Linked DNA regions of Homo sapiens: region 1 is linked to region 2. Evidence: read pairs that join two places in POLR2A ChIA-PET (ENCODE). Cell type or tissue: CD4-positive, alpha-beta T cell. All regions are shown on one strand. Each heading gives the region's core, and the rest is flanking DNA. Links, peaks and the distances in the headings are about the cores only.

Evidence for each region. Peaks named below come from ENCODE experiments on the same cell type or tissue, not always from the same donor. Only the 100,000 strongest peaks of a DNase experiment are listed, where the experiment ranks them.
Region 1: POLR2A ChIA-PET joins it to region 2 with 5 read pairs; 4 of 35 experiments call an interaction of 5 or more read pairs at or near these places.

What each region holds. Positions count from the first base shown.
Region 1 is chr3:9,421,577-9,425,975 of GRCh38, forward strand. It overlaps SETD5 (SET domain containing 5), which reads left to right. Exons shown (of 23, transcript NM_001080517.3): 2 at 2,891-2,950. Among named protein-coding and RNA genes, the nearest start is that of SETD5, 26 kb to the left of the region's middle. In CD4-positive, alpha-beta T cell, for the core only: CTCF peaks have their summits at 1,754 and 1,953; a DNase peak (open chromatin) is centred at 1,755; H3K27ac peaks cover 575 bases.
Region 2 is chr3:9,640,377-9,644,775 of GRCh38, forward strand. No RefSeq gene overlaps it. Among named protein-coding and RNA genes, the nearest start is that of MTMR14, 6.9 kb to the right of the region's middle. RefSeq lists a silencer at 2,212-2,371. In CD4-positive, alpha-beta T cell, for the core only: no CTCF peak of the experiment used is centred there; a DNase peak (open chromatin) is centred at 2,485.

The sequences.
Region 1 (4,399 bases), core at 183-4,182, 220 kb before region 2:
TTCATTCTCATACAAGGTAAAGTCATTCAAAAGATAAATCGAAGAACTATAGATGTATTTAAGAAGAAATTCAGCCTATATGTAACAACAAAATTTTGAATAATCAAGTTCAGAAATTGGATTTTTAAAAACTTATTAGCTACTTTAACCCTTTTGAAATATTCCCAAAAAGTGTTTTCTCTTCCTGAGTTAAATTTATTCATTTATTGACCTATTAAAGATTTTTTTAGTGCTTCAGAGCTATTCTGTATATCTGTTCATTTTCGTTATTTAGTAGTATATAGAAGTAATAGATTGGGCTGAATAGATTTATTTCAGGATATATCTTAGATATTTGTGTTTTTTCATGAATCCCAGTTTAAGGGTTATTGCTTTCAAAAGGAAGAAATTTGGTTAGTCATGACTTTTGGCTAGTTGAAGTTTAGAGAAGTGCTTTATACAGGATCTTTTATTTAGTGAGAAAAAAATAACTTTTTATAATTTTATAATACTGTGTGAAAAACCTGATACCAAAACTTCTGAAAAAGAAACCAGGCCTAGGAGATGAGGATTCTAGGGAAGATTATTAAATTGAGGATATTTTTAAGTTAGATTCTAAATTAGTAAATCGTGGCTAATAAGATGAAAATAATCTGATCCTTTAGTAAGATCTGAAGTAATATTGTTGCCCTGCAAAAAAGTGGTTGTTATCAGCATACCTTATATGTCAGCCTAAGCAAGATTAGATTTTCTCTTTTCTCTGATAGATGCCAATATTTAACATTGACTTTTATCTACTTTCAAAAATATCTATGAAATATACTTTCTGTCTCTGAATTAGAGTGTATGTATATTTGTGTTTACTTGAAATGTTATAGCTGGATGATAGATTTCAGAGCAGTTTTTATGCTTAGGGAAGCCACTGCCTCCCAAAAAGGTTTTCTTATGAGAATGAGGAAAATAAGTATAAATTTTCATATTTATGTTATTACTATTGATGTGCTTGGATAATTGTATTTATAAAAGTAAAAAATGTTCAGTATTTTATCTGAAATTTAATAATGGATATTGTACAGCCTAAGGAATTAAAAGAAAAAGGACCCTTTGAGAAAATGGCTTGTTCTTATGTATCTTAATATATACTGTGTTCACTTTATGTTTTGTCAGACACTGAAATTGAGGAAGAGAGATTTTGGCGTTCTGTTGGTTTATGGAGAGAGTTGATCAGAGATTGCTCCTTGGCTGAGTTGCTGTCTGCATAGGCTGTTAACAATTGTTTCTCTGGCAGCAGATCTTGTTCATCAGGATTGCATCATTTCTGGGAGAATGGCCAAGGTCCACAGCCTCAATACAAAGACTGTCTGAAGCATATGAGGCCTGTTCTCTTTCTGAAGCGGCACTCCTCTTCCTGCCAGTCCTCTTCACAGGATTACTGAAGCAGACTTGTTCTGAATTTCTTTCGTTGGATTGGTTGTTTATTGGACTTTTGTCTGCCAGCTGCTTCCGCCTCACCTGTCTGATGCAATTTCTTCTTCTGAAATCTGTTGGAATTGTTCATAAAACACTTTTTGTTTGTCTTCTCTGTGAGTGACCAGGGAGATCATACAGGTCTTGTGCTTTCAGCAAGTCATATAGAGAAGAGACTGTCAGAATGATGATACAGAGACTGTTGGCCATTTCTGAAACCAATTAAAAAGATGGGGTAATTAAGAAACATTTCTGGCATGTTCTATTTAACATCCTTTTCCCTAGAAACTGTATGTAAATGGCACCTCCTAAAGAGAGTACTCGGTACTACTGGAAGATACAGGCTGTGTCTGTTTCTGAATCCAAGAACTTACTAGTGTTCCTGTGGATTCTGATGGATTGTTCTGGAAATAGTTAAATTAATAATAAATTGAAACTGTGATGCATTCATTTACCCCCTACTGTACACTCACATCTATTTCGCTGTTTTCCTCCTTTCCTTTTTTTCTTTCTTATTTGCTATTGCTTCTTCCTTGATTTACTTTATTTCTTCCTTCCTTTTACTGTTACTTTGATACTTTTATTTCTCTAATTCTGGGTGTACTATTTTAAATCGTTTCTAAAAAATAGTTTATTTTCCAGTTTTTTAAAATTAGAAATCATAAAACATCAACATAAATGAAATGCATGCGTTCTAATGCTTGGTAACTGGAATCCTATGAATAGCTCTTTTCATGTTTATGATATGTTAATCTTTAAGGTGTTAATAACTCTGGCTAGCGTTAAATTTGACTTTTAGGAAAAAACACCAGAGACTTAAAGGATACTGATCATTTTCCCTTCCTTTTTGGAAGGTAGAAAATTAATTTAAGCGCCATTTTTTAAGCATGTTTCCATTTGACCGCAAATAGAACTGACTCCTTTTTATCACTCTTTTTTATAGTAGGACAAGAAACTAGATGGTGTGGAATGAAGGGAAAGAAAGGAGTAATAAATATGGACTTGTAATTTAATGGGTGATGATGGCCCCTTGTCTGGCTGGACAGTTGTCGGACATCGGGTTAAAGAAAGAACTCTGAATTTGAGAAGTGTTCAGTGAAGAAGGGAAGCACCTTTTAGGAGAGAGAAAAAGAAGGGATCCCTTGGAAAATGAGATAATTCTAATTTGAAGGAAGAGGAAAAATTAGCCAGTGACATAAGTATTTACCATTTAAGTCAAATAATTTCCTTCTCTACCATCTCGTTTCTGGCTTTATGGAAAAATAAAAAATTAAAGGGCAAAAAATTCAGTGCCGGATGGACGTAGGGTGGTAAACGAGATAGTATAGATGTAGGATGATAAACAAGACAGTATACAGAAACATAATATAGCTGTAGAATTCCATTCTGTGTGTTCATCAATGTTATTTCTTTCTGTACTAATTTTTGTCTCAACTTTTTCTAGGTCTTCAGAACTACTAGCAGATAATTTGGGGGGACTTCATATTCAGAAGTCTATATAAAGGTGACTGACCCAAGTAAATCCTTTTAATTTCTGTTTTATTTTTTGCATTTTAATGACTGCTGGAATCATGTTGTAGTAAATTGTGATTATAATTTACTTAGCAGATATTTCTGGAACTTCTCTACGTGTCAGTTATTGTTTTGGCCATTGAAACTACAGCAGTGGATAAAAATCCCTGTTCTCATAGAGTTTATATTCTGGTAGGAAAAAACAAACAAATTATAATAAGAAAATACTGCATTTAGATGATCTGTTAAATGTTCCTCGGTTAACATTTTAATAGCTACATTTTACAGAGTTACTTAGGGAAGGAACTATTCTTAGGGTAATATTTGAGAAATTTGGGATTATTAACAGAATTTGAATTAAGAAGCCTCATCATTATTAAAGCATTAGTTAGAATGAGATGGTCAAGCTAACCTATTATGGTTGCTTTCATCAGAAGAATGAAACAGTCATGTTAAACTAGACACAAGGAAAATGGAATAATTTTTATGAAATAGAAATTTATAGTTACCGACAATGTTTCTTTTTTTTTTTTTTTTTTTTTTTGAGACAGAGTATCATTCTTGTTGTCCATGTTGAAGTGCAATGGTACAGTCTTGACTCACTGCAACCTCCGGCTCCCGGGTTCAAGCGATTCTCTTGCCTCAGCCTCCCAAGTAGCTGGGATTACAGGCGTCCGCCATCGTGCCCGGCTAATTTTTTTGTATTTTTAGTAGAGACAGGGTTTCACCGTGTTAGCCAGGCTGGTCTTAAACTCCTGACCTCAGGTGATCCGCCCACCTCAGCCTCCCAAAGTGTTGGAATTACAAGCGTGAGCCACTGCACCGGGCTGACTTAATGTTTCTTAAGGATTCATCAACTATCCAAAATAGCTGGGTTGGTGTTTCATTAGTGAATGTAGCAATCATTTATTCACTCATTAAGATGTTATCTGAAGTAACTTTTCCATCTTTTCCTTTTAGTATATCTTTTAAAAATTGCTCTAGGAAAAATATCAACTATCATCTTGGGTTTATAACTTGTCTTTTATCTAGAAACTGTACTTTTTTTTTTTTTTTTTTTGGAGAAAGAGTTTCACTTTTGCTCAGGCTGGAGTGCAGTGGCCCTGTCTCAGCTCACTGCAGTCTCTGCTTCCCAGATTCAAACGATTCTCGTGCCTCAGCCTCCCAAGTAGCTGGGATCACAGGCATATGCCAACATGCCCAGCTAATTTTTGTATTTTTAGTAGAGATAGGGTTTCACCGTGAAACCATGCATTTTTTAAATGGGTGTACAGTCGTAATGGCTACAACAAAGGGTTTTTAATGATATTAAGTACGGTTTTTGGTTTAAGTCTTTTACTGAAAATATAAAACAATTCAGATTCCCTTTGCTGATCAGGGGAGGTACGGTGATAATCAGACTTTCATATGATTATCTGGTCAGACAGCTTTGGGGCTTTTC
Region 2 (4,399 bases), core at 151-4,150:
CCCCTCTCTCCATTACAGAAAGACACATTCTTAGTACAAACTGCACCAGATTTGCTACAGCCTGACTAGTCTCACAAATCCTTTATTTTTCTATTAGTTAAACCCTTGCAGAGGAGACAAATAACGAAGTTTATCGTTTACACACATAGAGAGAGAGAGAGAGAGAGAGAGAGAGAGAGAGAGACCAGAAACTTGGCTGCTAAGAATTATTACCGTTTTTGCTGGCATACCAACTTTCCGGGTCCCCTTTCTCTGCTGCAGCTTCCAGAAGAACGAAGCGGCTTTTGATGACCCTCTTCACTATGCCATAGCTGGTGGGGGGGCCAAGCCCTGTTACAAAAGAAAATCATCCTTTTCTGCTTTATTGAACCATAGGCAAAAGATTCGCCATTTTGCAAGATGTCCAACAGGCTGCACGGGAAACCAAATTAATATTTTCCATCCCAGCAAAATATACATAATACAACAGACACTAGTCACCTCTTTCAGCACCCAATATCATCCTGGCAAAATTCAAACTTTCTCCTGTTGGTCCCTATTGTTTTTGATCCACTCCTGGTGGGGAGGGATGAGCTCCGAAAGGTAATTCACAATGGGTGATCTCTGGGCAAGGTGAAGAGTGGATAGTCACACTGAGACAGGCCTGTTGAGCTTTCTCCAGGGCTCAATGAATGTTAACAGACTAATAGGAGGGTTCTCTGAGTTAGGCCTGCTGGACTTCCGTCAGCCACTCCTTCTGAGATGCCCTCCACACATACAAACACACACATAAAGACGAGACAGGCAGAAGGCCTTCCAAATCAGATCCCTAACCAAGAACTCCAAGAGTATCCCTTCCAAACTATTCTCCTATTCTCCATCTGAGAAATCTCCCCAAAGTCTTCCTGATTGAGAAGTCTCCCGAACCAAGTCTCTTCCTACTAGTTAGGAAGAGCCAACTGAAACCCCCACTAGGAGCCAAACCAAGACAGACACCCCACAATGGGGCAACAGACAAACTGAGACCCCTGAGGGAGCCAAACTGAGACAGACTGTCTGTGGTGGAGCTATTAGACAAACAAGACACCCTGCAATGGGACTACAGACACACCATGATGAGGCTACAGACAGACACCTTGTGATAGGGCTACAGTTATGGAACGTCTCCCCAGGACTGTTTCTCCATTGCAATTAAATCCATGTAGGCCGGGCATGGTGGCTCACGCCTGTAATCCCAGCACTTTGGGAGGCCGAGATGGGCGGATCACGAGGTCAGGAGATCGAGGCCATCCTGGCTAACACGGTGAAACCCCGTCTCTACTAAAAAATACAAAAAAAATTAGCTGGGCGTGGTGGCGGGCGCCTGTAGTCCCGGGTACTCAGGAGGCTGAGGCAGGAGAATGGCGTGAACCTGGAGTCAAGGCGGAGCTTGCAATAAGCCAAGATCACGCCACTGCACTCTAGCCTGGGCCACAGTACAAGACTCTGTCTCAAAAAAAAAAAAAAAATTCCATGCATATTGGGTTGTCAGTGCCCCACAAGTGGAGAGAGTACCAGAGTCAACCCCTAGTCCAAGAGAACTAGGTGGCCCCTTTGGGTGGCCTCTGGATCCATCGCTGGAGAGGGGGCTACTGAACCACAGGCAGGTAGTCACAAGGGCAATCTCAGACAAGTCCCCAAATTTGTAACTGTCCAATGGGTTCACCTTGCCTGCTGCCTAGATGGAACTGATTTATCAAGATAGGGGATCCGGGTGCAGTGGTTCATGCCTGTAATCCCAGCACTTTGGGAGGCTGAGGCAGGCAAATCACCTGAGGTCGGAAGTTCGAGACCAGCCTAACCAACATGGAGAAACCCTGTCTCTACTAAAAATACAAAATTAGCCGGGCGTGGTGGCAAATGCCTGTAATCCCAGCTACTCGGGAGGCTGAGGCGGGAGAATAGCTTGAACCCAGGAGGCGGAGGTTGTGGTGAGCCAAGATCGCGCCATTGCACACCAGCCTGGGCAACAACAGTGAAACTCCGTAGGCTGGGCGCACTGGCTCACACCTGTGATCCCAGCACTTTGGGAGGCCGAGGTGGGCGGATCACGAGGTCAGGAGATCGAGACCATCCTGGCTAACATGGTGAAACCCCGTCTCTACTAAAAATACAAAAAAAAATTAGCCAGGTGTGGTGGCAGGCACCTGTAGTCCCAACTACTCGGGAGGCTGAGGCAGGAGAATGGCGTGAACCCGGGAGGCGGAGCTTGCAGTGAGCGGGGATCGCGCCACTGCACTCCAGCCTGGGCGGCAGAGCGAGACTCCGTCTCAAAAAAAAAAAAAAAAAAAAAGAGTGAAACTCCGCCTCAAGAAAAAAAAAAGGGAACTGCGGAAAGAATAATTCACACAGAGGCTGCTGTGCGGGAGAACATAGTTTTATTATTACTCAAATCAGCTCCCTAAGCATTCTGGGATCAGAGTGTTTAAGGACAACTTGGTAGGTGGGGAAAACCAGTGAGCCAGGAGCGCTGATTGGTCAGGTCAGAGATGAACTCATAGGGAGTCTTCTTGTGCTGAGTAATTTCCTGGGTGGGGGCCACAAGGTCAGATAAGCTAGTTTATCGATCTGGGTGGTACCAGCTGATCCATCAAGTGCAGGGTCTGCAAAGTATCTCAAACACTGGTCTTAGGTTTACAATAGTGATATCCCCAGGAGCAATTTGGGGAAGGTCAGAGTCTTGTAGCCTCCAGCTGCATCACTCCTAAACCATAACTTCTAATCTTAGGGCTAATTTATTAAGTCCTACAATGGCAGTCTAGTCCCCAGGCAAGAAGGGGGTTTGTTTCAGGAAAGGGCTGTTATCATCTTTGTTTTAAACTATAAACTATAAACTAAGTTCCTCCCAAAGTTAGTTCAGCCTATGCCCAGGAGTGAATAAGGCCAGCTTAGAGGTTAAAAGCAAGATGGGGGGCAAGGACTTCATGACTAAAACACCAAAAGCAATGGCAGCAAAAGCCAACATAGACAAATGGGATCTAATTAAACTAAAGAGCTTCTCCACAGCAAAATAAACTATCATCAGAGTGAACAGGCAACCTAGAGAATGGGAGAAAAGTTGTGCAATCTATCCATCTGACAAAGGGCTAATATCCAGAATCTACAAAGAACTTAAACAAATTTACAAGAAAAAAACAAACAACCCCATCAAAAAGTGGGCAAAGGAGATGAACAGACACTTCTCAAAAGAAAACATTTATGCAGCCAACAGACATGAAAAAATGCTCATCATCACTGGCCATCAGAGAAATGCAAATTGAAACCACCATGAGATACCATCTCACGTCAGTTAGAATGGCGGTCATTAAAAAGTCAGGAAACAACGGATGCTGGAGAGAATGTGGAGAAATAGGAATGCTTTTACACTGTTGGTGGGAGTGTAAATTAGTTCAACCACTGTAGAAGACAGTGTGGCGATCCCTCAAGGATCTAGAACTAGAAATACCATTTGACCCAGCAATCACATTACTGGGTATATACCCAAAGGATTATAAATCATGCTACTATGAAGACACATGCACATGTATGTTTATTAAGGCACTATTCACAATAGCAAAGACTTGGAACCAACCCAAATGTCCATCAATAATAGACTGGATAAAGAAAATGTGGCACATATACACCATTAAATTCTATGCAGCCATTAAAAAGGATGAGTTAATGTTCTTTGCAGGGACATGGATGAAGCTGGAAACCATCATTTTCAGCAAAATATCACAAGGACAGAAAACCAACACTGCATGTTCTCACTCATAAGTGGGAGCTGAACAATGAGAACACATGGACACAGGAAGGGGAACATCACACACTGGGGCCTGTTGTGGGGTGGGTGGCTGGGAAAGGGATAGCATTAGGAGAAATACCTAATGTAAATGACGAGTTGATGGGTGCAGCAAAACAACATGGCACTTGTATACCTATGTAACAAACCTGCATGTTGTGCACATGTACCCTAGATCTTAGAGTGTAATAATAAAAAAATTAAAAAAAAAAAAAAAGAAGCAAGATGGAGTTGGTTAGGTCAAATCTCTTTCACTGTCTGTTACAATTTTGTAACGGCGATTTCAAAAGAACTCATGTCCAGAATATTCAAACCTCTTCTATAAATTTGTAATAAAAATACAGACAACCCACTAGAAAAATGGGCAAAAGATGTTAACAAGCACTACCCAAGAGCATATTCAAATGAGCAATAAATATGCGAAAAGGTGATCAACTTCATTAATCAGGGAAATGCAAATTAAAACCAAAATTAGCTACGCTTAAAGAAGCTAGACACAGAATACACAGGGTATAATTCCATTTATAGGAAGGCTAGTGACAGAAAATAAATCAGTTGTTGCCTGGGGCTGGGGGTAGGGGTGGAAAGGACTGAGATGGG